2 separate regions of the Homo sapiens genome follow, and region 1 is linked to region 2. A link is an interaction called in ENCODE POLR2A ChIA-PET data of the cell type or tissue named here. Cell type or tissue: Panc1. All regions are shown on one strand. Links, peaks and the distances in the headings refer to the core of each region. The heading gives the core; the rest is flanking DNA.

The links. Peaks named below come from ENCODE experiments on the same cell type or tissue, not always from the same donor. Only the 100,000 strongest peaks of a DNase experiment are listed, where the experiment ranks them.
Region 1: POLR2A ChIA-PET joins it to region 2 with 6 read pairs; 2 of 35 experiments call an interaction of 5 or more read pairs at or near these places.

Annotation. Positions count from the first base shown.
Region 1 is chr18:58,143,707-58,149,094 of GRCh38, forward strand. All of the region lies in intron 1 of NEDD4L (NEDD4 like E3 ubiquitin protein ligase), which reads left to right. Among named protein-coding and RNA genes, the nearest start is that of NEDD4L, 100 kb to the left of the region's middle. In Panc1, for the core only: no CTCF peak of the experiment used is centred there; no DNase peak of the experiment used is centred there.
Region 2 is chr18:58,284,771-58,290,158 of GRCh38, forward strand. All of the region lies in intron 5 of NEDD4L (NEDD4 like E3 ubiquitin protein ligase), which reads left to right. Among named protein-coding and RNA genes, the nearest start is that of MIR122HG, 160 kb to the right of the region's middle. In Panc1, for the core only: no CTCF peak of the experiment used is centred there; no DNase peak of the experiment used is centred there; H3K4me3 peaks cover 241 bases; H3K27ac peaks cover 696 bases.

The DNA.
Region 1 (5,388 bases), core at 257-5,256, 140 kb before region 2:
AGGAAGCAGAATTAATCCTTCCTGCGGGTGGTCCCTGTGAAGAAGACACAGCGGCCGGTGGTGTGACAGCCCACAGCTGTCGAAGGAAGGGAGAAGAGAGGGACCGAGGGCCAGCAATAGGGTTTTACAGCTACGTGCTAGGTTGTCTCACATCTAGGAAAGAGAATGTTCATATTATATAGAAATGGGCATTTTCCCTGTGGCCTGATATGAGGTATCCAGAATATTCCTTTAGGTATTATTAAGTCATAGGTTTCTGTTTTGATAGAAACAGCAGGTGGTTCAGTTAGTATTTTTGTTGTTGTAATAGTAGCTTAGATCTCTTGTTTTTGTTTTCTTTGGCCAAGACAGAAAACATTCTGCCACACACATTACTTCATGACTCTGGTTATATATTGAGAGCAGCATTAAAAAAAAAAAAAAGTCCAATTTAGTCCATTAGGCCATTCTTGCATTGGTATAAAGAAACACCTGAGACTAGGTAATTTATAAAGAAAAGAAGTTTAATTGGTTCTTGGCTCTGCACGCTGTACTGGATGATACAGGATGCATGATGCTGACATCTGCTCGGCTACTGGGGAGGCCTCAGGAAGCTTCTAATCATGGTGGAAGATGAAGGGGGAGCAGGCATCTCACGTGGCCAGAGCAGGAGCAAGGGGTTGGGTCACACACTTTTAAACAACCAGATCTCATGAGAACTCACCATTGCCAGAACAGCACCAAGCCATGAGGGATCCACCCCCATGACCCAAACACTTCCCACCAAGCCCCACCTCCAACACCGGGGATTATTGTCAACATGAGATTTCGGGGACAAACATCCACACTATGTCGTAGCCTTAAGGGGATCTTACCTCTTTGAAGCATTGTAGAGTTCAGAGAGTAGGACATTTTGTCTACTGTATTTTAAAATACTAAATGTTCTGATTATGAAAGTCAGTCCTGGAAAAAAAAAACAAACAAACCTGAAACCATAGATGAAGATAAGGAACAAAATAAAAATTACCCACAGTCTCCCTCGCGTGTACCGCACAGTTCATGTTTTAGTGTGTCTACACACCATTTAATGCAGGTGGACAGACTCAGGGGCAGGTGTGCCTTGCTACTGCTATGTCCACAGCACCTGGCAGAGTCCCTGGTACAGCATAACTGCTCAGCAGTTGGGTGCTGAGTAAATATTAATACATGTGCATGTGGTACCAGTCAGGGCCCAACAGAGGGACCTCATGCGAGGAGTTGCTCCACAGGTGTGGAGGATGAAAGAACAAGTTGGGGCGACCCTGAGAGAGCCCAGAGACAAGCTCTGCAGGAAGCAGGCACCACCACTGGGCCAGGTGACCTGAGCCCAGGAGCCAAGAGGATGCCCTCCACTGCTGATACTACCTCTGCAGTGGGACGACATCGGACCCCACTGCCGATGCTGGGACGGTGCTTCCCCTCCCCCTGAGGCTCTCCTACCAGGGCCCCCTCTCATCAGGCCCCAGCTGGAAGCCAACTGGAAAGGGAGTCGGGGAAGTTTCATTTGTGGGGGTCCAAGTGCCAAGGGACAGACAAGGGAAGGGTGGATTTGCAGCTAAGAAGATAGTAAATAACCAGACTACGTGACAGTCTGAAGAATCAAATCTGGAATCAAATTCTACTCTGCTCTAATGTAACCCTGTATTTTACTGTGAATAATATACCGTGGGTATCTTCCTTGCTTGATAGATACAGCTCCACATAATTTTTCTCAATGAAACAGATTCTGGAGTAGGCAACGTTTTCCTCTTTTGTAAAATACACCAAATTGTGAGGATTGAATGAGATAATGTCAAAGTATTAGTACTTTACCCTAGCTGATTGACAGTATCCAGTGATAGTGATAATAAGGGTAATTACTACTCTAGCCAATTTTATCAAACCTATGGATGTTTAAGGAATTGGGTTTTTTTTTTTTCTCCTTTGATGAATACTCCTGTAAATACATCGTTGCCTGCTTGTCTGAGTCTTTCTGTGGGTTTTTAGAAGTGGATTACTTGCAGCAAAGTCTCCTCTACTTAAGGCTCTTTGTATATTTTGCCTAATTGTGCTCTAGAAATACATCAATTTCCAGTCCTCCTTCTCTCAGACCACCTGTCCCTCACATTTTCACCAGTTCTGGGTCTTGTTATTCTTTTTACTCTTTGTCAGTCAGGTGATTGAAAAATGTACATTTTTTTAAAATTGGCATTTATTAGTGAGCTTGAGGATGTTTTTCACAGTCATATGGAAACAGTTCTGCTTCATGAACAAGACCTTGGGGCCACATACTGGCTTGTTCACCTGGATGCATTTTCTCAGTCTCCCTCAGAATCATTTTTCTCCCTGAAAAATGGGATTAAAAGTATTAATAGTAGTGCCCATCTCACAGAGTCATTGCGAGGATTAAAGAGAGGATGCATAGACGTATTGAATCAGTGCTGGGTTCTGGTAGATGTTCAGCTAGCCCTAGAGATTATTAGCCATTTGATGTGCTGATCCTCAGGAAGGTGGGCGGGAGAGACCTAGACGCAGAAAAGGAGCTCTGGAGTTGAGGTTTCTAGAGATGAGGTGGTGCGTGGTGGCCCAGTCCAGCATGGCTCTGGGTGTGAGCACAACATAGGCAGATGTGTCTGGGGCTCAGGGAGTCATTTGTGGATTGAGGGTGCTATGTGGGTGTGGACCACGGTGATCCAGGATGATGCAGGATTTGGGCCGGGGAGGAAGATGGCAACCCAGGTTCCATGCCATCTTTAAAGAGGGGATGGTTACTAGGGTGTCCAGCGACCAGCCAAGTGGCCTATAGATAATAAGGAGGACTCTTCATGACATGGAGGCTGAGGTGGAAAGTCCCAGAGTAGGGTTCAGCCCTGGCCCTAAAAAGTGCCGGAGAACCTGTAGCCTCCTGGAAGCTGTGCTGTGTGCAGAGCCAAGCTTCAGTGTGACAAGGAATGGTGGGAGCAATTTGGAGAAGAATGAAGACTTGGTGCAGTGGCTAGGGAGGCAGGCAGGGTGAGGATGTGGAAGGGTGCAGAGCTGCTCAAGGTCAGCTTCCTGAGCCTGCGGTGTGGTCCCTTGCTCCACACTCAGAAGGGCCCTGTGTTTGATTTAATGCTCTTTTCTTGCCATCTTGAAATTCTTGATAGTTTTTGAACAAGGGATCCATGTTTTCATTTTGCGCTGGGCCTGGAAATTACGTTGCTGGTGCTGAGGGGATGTGCAGAGCAGAGGTGGGCAGAGAACTGACGAGAAGGACACGTGGGTAAGGGTGGGATGAGCTGGCCTCAGGACTCCGAGCAGAGCTCATGTAAAGGTGTCGGGCCCAGGATGCGTTCTCAGGCTGGGGTGGGAGGCCTGATGATGGCAGATTTCTCTGGATTACAAATAGAATATGTAGCAGGGTGGTTCATAGCTTTGTGTGTCTGTGTGTGCATTGGTAAATTTTTATTTTGAAACTAAAATTATTTCAAAATTAGAGAAAGGCTGTGAGAGTGCGGTTGAGCTGGTGTTGGCTCTGGAACAGGGTTTCCCAATGCAGGCGGCACTGGTAACTATGTGCCTTGGGTCATTCTTTGTTGTGGGGGCTGTCCTGTGCCCCATGGGATGTTCCCTGCACCCCTGGCCTCTGCCTTCTAGATGCTGGGGGGCACTTTCCCTGGTGTAATATTAAAAAAAACTCTCCACGTTGCCACATTTGGGGGGCAGAATCACCCCCTCCCCGAATTGAGAAGCTATGTTATTGGAACACAGTGTCCTGTATTTTGTCTAGCCTCTGCTGCTTAGAGCTGCCTGAGCTTGGAGAAGATACTTGTTCTCTTTCCAAAGCTTCACTGTCCCTTTCTGTACATTGTCAGGACGGCTGTTAATACCACTGCTCTAAATGTGCTCAGTTTTGCATAAACATCAGCTAATGTTAAAATTTTAATCTCTGCTAATATAAGAGGCATCGAAGTACACGCGAGTTCAGTTTGCATATGGTGAGGAGGGAGACGGCCTCATATCGTATGTGTGTATTTGCCGATTCTATATTTTGAGGTTGATTCCTGTTGTCTTTTGTTCAGTTGTCTCATTCTGTTTTCTTTTGGGGCTTTGAATGCCCTTTTCATGCCTGTGACCTCTCTTTACTATGCCTTTTCTTCTCTGCCAGCAAATCTCATCCATTCTTCCAGGGCACCTTACTGTCCCCCAAAGCCCCAGTGACTGCTCTGTCCACAGGGCTTGGTTTCTGTGCTCTGGCTCTGCAATGCAATGCAGAAGGGGCTGGGCTCGGAATGGGGTTGCTGGTCAGGCCATGTGCCCAGGGGAAGGACACAGGACTCAAGGAGTCCACCCCTCTCTCCCCCCCTTTTTTTTTTGGTCACTGAAATATTTTCTTTCCAATTCTACTAGTCCTGCTAGAGCTGCCATAACAAAATACCCAATTGGTGACTTCAACAACAGAAATTGATTCCACACTGTTCTTTTTTTTTTTTTTCTTTTTGAGATGGAGTCTTGCTCTGTCTCCCAGGCAGGAATGCAGTGGTGTGATCTTGGCTCACTGCAACCTCTGTTTCCCAGGTTTGAGCAGTTCTCCTGCCTCAGCCTCCCGAGTAGCTGGGACTACAGGCACATGCACTGTGTCTGGCTACTTTTTATATTTTTTAGTAGAGATGGGGTTTCACCATGTTGGTCAGGCCGGTCTCGAACTCCTGACCTCAAGTTATCTGCCTGCCTCAGCCTCCCAAAGTGCTGGGATTACAGACGTGAGCCACTTCGCCTGGCCATGATCCCGCACAGTTCTGAAGGCCAGAAGCCAAGATCAGGAGACCAGTGGATTGTTTCTCCCGAGGCCTCTGTTCTTGGCTTGCAGGTGGCCCCTTGCTGTGCCCTCACATGGCCTTTGCCCTGCATACATCCGAAGCCCCAGTGTCTCTCTGTGTGTCCAAATTTCCTCTTCTTAGAAGGATGCCGGTCATATTGGATTAGGGCCCACCCGTGTGACCTCATTTTACCTTAATAACCTCTTTCAAGTTTCTGTCTCCAAATACAGTCACATTCCAGGGGCTAGAGCCTCAACATGGAAGTTTTGGAGGGAGACACACTTCTACCCATAACACCAATGTCATATTAAGCTTTATGGAAGAATAGACCAATATGTGGTGGGTTCAAGAATCTTTTCTTAGAAGAAAAGTGAATCTGTATATTTGATACTTTATGATTTCCTTATTTGCTCTAAGCAGTTGGTAAGAATCTCAGTGTCACTTGGCTGAATGATACACTACTGGTGCCTCCAGACCTATGAGGAGCCTAATATTTTTGTCTTGGTTGAAACAATGCAAATCCTGGGTTTTGGAGATGCTCACAGCCAGCTGTCTGATTACGTAAACTGAAAGTGGCAGAGAGGAAGCTTTT
Region 2 (5,388 bases), core at 183-5,182:
AAACCCATTTTTACACCATGGCCATAGAGAATGGTGCCGTGGGCACTATCAGGAGTGATGTCATTAACCCCACAGGGCTATGTGGAAAGCGTGTGGCTGGGACTGCTGTGTGGTTGGGACAAGGCAGTGGTGCACATGGGCCAGCTCCTGTAACTTTCCTGTTTGTGGCTCTCATGGGGCACTCCTGCTCCTGCTCTCCCCGTCCTCATCCATGATACATACTCTCTCTCATCTACGTGCTCATAAATTTCAGCAGCAAGAACTGCATGATTTTTAAAATTCTGAGTAGATGCTTCCAGCAAAGGATTTCCTAACTGATCACTGCCAGAGAAGAAGAGGTGCTAAATAGTTGCCAAGTTACATGCTTTTTTTCCCAAATGAAGTACTTCCCCTGCTACTGCTTGTAAAGCCCTGATTGTGTGTGTGCGCAGAACCCACATCTGGTGCTGGAAGCCTAAGGACTAGTGAGTGGTCATGTGGTTTATGGCCCCTATAAAAGGACCCATTCTAAAAGTCTCCAAGAAGCTAACTCCACAATGAGATGATGTGTGTGTGGGTGTGTGTGTGTGTGTGTTTGAGATAGGGTCTTGCTCTGTCACCCAGGCTGGAGTGCAGTGGTGTGATCTCGGCTCACTGCAACCTCCACCTCCCAGGTTCAAGCAATTTTCCTGCCTTAGCCTCCCCAGTAGCTTGGATTACAGGCATGTGCTACCATACAGAATTCAGATTCCTCTCCTACCCCTAGCCTGATGCCCTTTCATTAGCTATACAAAGGTGGTTGAGTTTCAGGTTAGGCTTATTATCGTTTAAACTATAAACTAAATATTCACCAAAGCTAGCCCAGCCTAAGCCCAGGAATAATCAAGGCAGCTTGAAACCTAAAAGCAAGAGGAGGCTGGGTTAGATCAGCTCACTGTATAATTTTTGCAAAGGCGGTTTTATTGAAACCTGTTCTTTTTTGAAAGCTGGCTCTTTCTAACATTCAAATGCTTTTGATCAACCTATTTTATGGAAGCAGAATATTGAAATTAAAGTAAATATTAGATGAACTTTATAGCCAGTTGTTTTCCTCATTCTTCAACTCTTTACCCTACAAATCTTATTTAAACAACATGTTCAGCAAGCTGTTATCTTGCTTACGCAATGAATAGAACATTATGTTCTAAGGTACAGTTTGCTCACCTATGAAAAGAATTTAACCTCTTTTCTAAGTAGCTATACACAATTGTCATACCTTAAGTTCTTATTTAGATGCATTTCAGAATATTAGAGCATTTTGCAAGTAGATGCACGTTCTTACCCAGTGTCAGTGTTTATAGACAGACACTCACCATGGGTATATTTAAGTCTAGGGTGGTAAAGAATATAAATGTCATTTATTAAAACCTGAACATAGCCAACTATGAATTATTTGTGTTAATGTAAACGTCGAATGAGCACTGCAAACATTTGATGTTTGAATATTTGCCTGTAGAAGTGCAGTACTATGTTCTATAGAATATAAGTAGATGCCACCCCAGTCCTCAAGGTTTCAGTGAGGTCATCATTGTATCAATAAAGGTGCCAATTTAAGATGCTAACTGGACATTGGAAAAAATTTGTTGTCCTATTCTGAAGGATGAGTCTTATATAAAGTGTTTTTAAAATACTTTATTGAAACTGCCATGTTCTTTTCAATTTTGGTAGCTCCCCTGCATTTAATTTAGTCATAAGCGTCTGTATTAATGGGTGTGTTCAATATGAAGGCATCCTGTGAAGACAATAAATTATATTATACTTATCTAGTCTGCACTCTTTATCATGTTGATAAAATGGCCCTTACCAGTAAAAAAACTGTTTCAGAATGTGTAAGAGTAAGTCTGTCTCAGCTGACTGAGGGCTTCATCATGTTCATGATAATCCCAGCAGCTTGAAATGTCAAACTGGTAGCTGATCCATAGCACACAGTAGTGCTAATTGAGATAGGTTGGTGTGGATAATTGAATTTAATTGAATATTAAACACCAGTAAGTGCTATGCTAGATGTTGGGACCACAGTGATGAAGATGACATTATCCTGACCCGGGAGGCGCTCCTTATGTGCATAAACTGCATTTGGAAATTTTCATGATTTGAGAGTCATCTATGGTTGCCAGTAGAGATTTTCCCAGAAGGCCAAGGATATATGGGGACATTTGACTGTTCTTTGACCATAATTATATAACTTTTTATTTGCCCAGAATGAACAACTGCAGGGTAACATTTATACAAAAGGAATTTAGTGTGCTTAGAGTGCTGATAATACTTGAGAAACTAGGAGAGCTGTTTTAAAGCACTTCTTTTTCTTTTTTTTTTTTTTGTTTTTTTCTGGGCTGTTAGAATTTGACATTGTTCAACTTTAACTTTGTCCTCATTGAACTTTATCCTGCTAAGGAGCTAAAAGGTCCATATGATCAAAAAGGCAGCTCTCAACCCAGCACGAAATTCCAGGCTCATTCATTTCTGTTTACCTACTGCCAAATAAGTCAGACAACTGCATACTTGCTTTACAGACGAATAGAGGACAGCATGTTGTTCAATAATTGTAGTTTAAAAAGTATATGTAAGATACATCCACAAGAAGAAAGATAGAGGGAGCATACCGTTTGTCTTCTAGTATAGGCTCCCTGCCCATGGAGATCACAGAGTAGAATTATGATGGGTGCCTTAGAGACCAGCCTCCCTCAGGATCATGAGTTCACCTCGGCACCACAGCTCTGGGCAACGTGGAATTAGACAAATTAAAGTAGTTAAGTTCTGACTTCATAGAACAGAATCTAAACTTTTGTTCATACTGCTTTTGTGTTCTTGGGCCATCTGAAAACCTTTTCTGTGTAAATATTCCTGCAATATGCGGTCTTACAGAGGTCTTATCACGCATATTTCCCTTTGCTTCCTTATGTATCGTATTTTTTCAAGAAGAAGACATTCAACTTTAGAGACAATGGAATCATTGTGTTGTGGCTTTAATTCAGGTCATTGTCCTTTTGTGAGTTGCACGTGTGCGCGAGCCTGTGTGTTTTGCTTGGAGGAATAGTGAATAAGCAAGGAGCAGAGTCCATTTGCTTTTTCTAACAGAGGGTGGGGCAGATTCTCTCACAACCATTAAAGAAAAAAATAAGATACCAGCAATAATGATAATCAGTCATGCATATGTAATCGTGTGTAGTTCATACTTCAGATTCATATACAGCTGAGCATGATCTTGAATGTTACAGGAAGCAAGCTTGAAAGTCAAGTTACAGTAGAACTTTGCTAATTCATGCCTGACTAATTTGCCCACCCAGTAGTTCCTACTGAAATCTTGCCATTCCTCTACCAACTTTCAGAAAAATTTGATAGCAGGCTGTGGAGAAGGCTCATGTTACTTCTTATGTCAAGGTGTAAACAAAAAAGAGAGCACAAAATACATCCATCAGACCACATGAAGTGAAGAGAGAGAAAACATCTGCTGAAAGCCGGATTCTCTGTTTTTTTCCTGCTTTTTAAATGTAATCTGTCTTTGTTTATGCATGCCCTAGAAACATGCATAAGTAACCCTGAGTAGTCTCTTAGTTTAAGAAAACCTACTATAAAATTTCTTGTTGTAAAATAAAATTCTAAAAGGAATAAGTTGTGGACATATAAGTATCAGACAGTTTATGTAAGACTTTACATAGGATGCAAGGTAGGCTGTAATATGATTTGGTAATTGTTTTATGGGGGAATTTTGTTTTGTATAGCGAAAAAGAACAGTGAGTGATTTAACTGAATTTTATAGTTTAATATTGTTGTTGTTTTAACTAAAATCTTTGGTTTGCTATTGCAAAATGAAAGAGAAAGGAAATTTTGGTTAATGTTAACTTTATTTCCAAAACCATGTGATGGATGCTGACCAAATGTGTCTCAATAGTGCCATTGAGGTCTGTTGCCTTTTTTTTTCTTTGAGGTGCTAAGTGAAATGTGTTTTGAACCTTGAATGTTCACTATGCGACGTTCTTTGCATTACAGGTAGATACTGCAAACTTGCTTCAAAAAAACTAAAAAGTTCAAATAACTAATGGTTCATATTTGTTCCAGTTAGTAAATATCACGACAAGGTATCATCGTCATCCCATGTTCTCAGTATAGATTCAGCTTCATTTCTTACACCACACACCCAGAGGCATAAATGGAAGTACACAGACAAAAGGAAAGGCCTGAGTTTAAATGTAGTTATCATGTTCAGTGTTCGACATTTTATTCTGAGAATTTAAGTGTTTCTACTGCAGTACCACAAAGTCAATCTGCATATTACTTTAACTAGATCACTTGTAAAAATAAATGAATAAATGACCAGTGATGGTTCAGTGACAAGAGTGCCAGATGAGTCATGAATGTTTTCACAAGTAAATTTGATAGTAAACTGCTAAGTTTACTGTATACGCTGTGTACAAATTAGCTCAGATTCAAGATTTTTGCTCTAACAACTGAACGCTCAGTTGCATCTTTAAACTTTTTGTTGCGTGAGAGGGGCTGAGGGGCAGGTGGGAGGAAGTCAGCCTGCAGGTGGGAGGTTTCTGTCTCAGGATTGCTGATACCCCTGCATGCTGCTGGGTTGCAGCCTTGGAGTATATGGCCTATGAGACATGGCATGTCTGATTTGATGGAAAAAGCAGCGGAGAACCAGTGAACCAAGCTATTCCGTGTATTGACTTTTTAATACGTTTACTACAAGAATCTGCCTTTTAAAGTACTTTTAAATAAGGTTATAAACATAAGTGTGTTTTGGACACAGCCTGCAGCAAGCATGCCTCTCGAGGTGTAAGATGAGTCAGCTACACATGCTCAGGGGCCCGTTCCACCAGCCACAGTAGCTGCAGAGGGTGAGAGCAACTGAAGCAAGAGAAGCTCTTAGTAATTAGGGGAAGGAAGCCTCCACTTGACACCGCATCACCACCAAGTATTTATTGAGTGTCTTTGGTGTGCAAGGCAGGAGAATATCTTCTATGGATTCTACATATTTCAGGGTTACCAGAGTTATAAAATCCCTTGAAATCTATATGCACAAATTGTAAATACGTATGCAGCTTTTTATAAGTGTTCAAATTCTGCCTTAATTGTGCTCAAGGATCAGGGTCTCACCCCAGCATTGTATACCATTGATAGTCATGATTTCCTTAGTGAAATTAAGTAAATTGACTTTCAGAGACTTTATTTCATATTCATCATGTCCCCATGTAGCCATGAAAAAATGATATGTTTAATATTCATCTATTTGTATGATTAAAACAAAATATCCGCAACTACTGACGATTCAATGATCAGATATTTTACTGTAAATTAATATCATCATAAACTCCTAGACATTAGACTTCAGACATTCAGAGCCCACTCGATGCTTGGCACAAA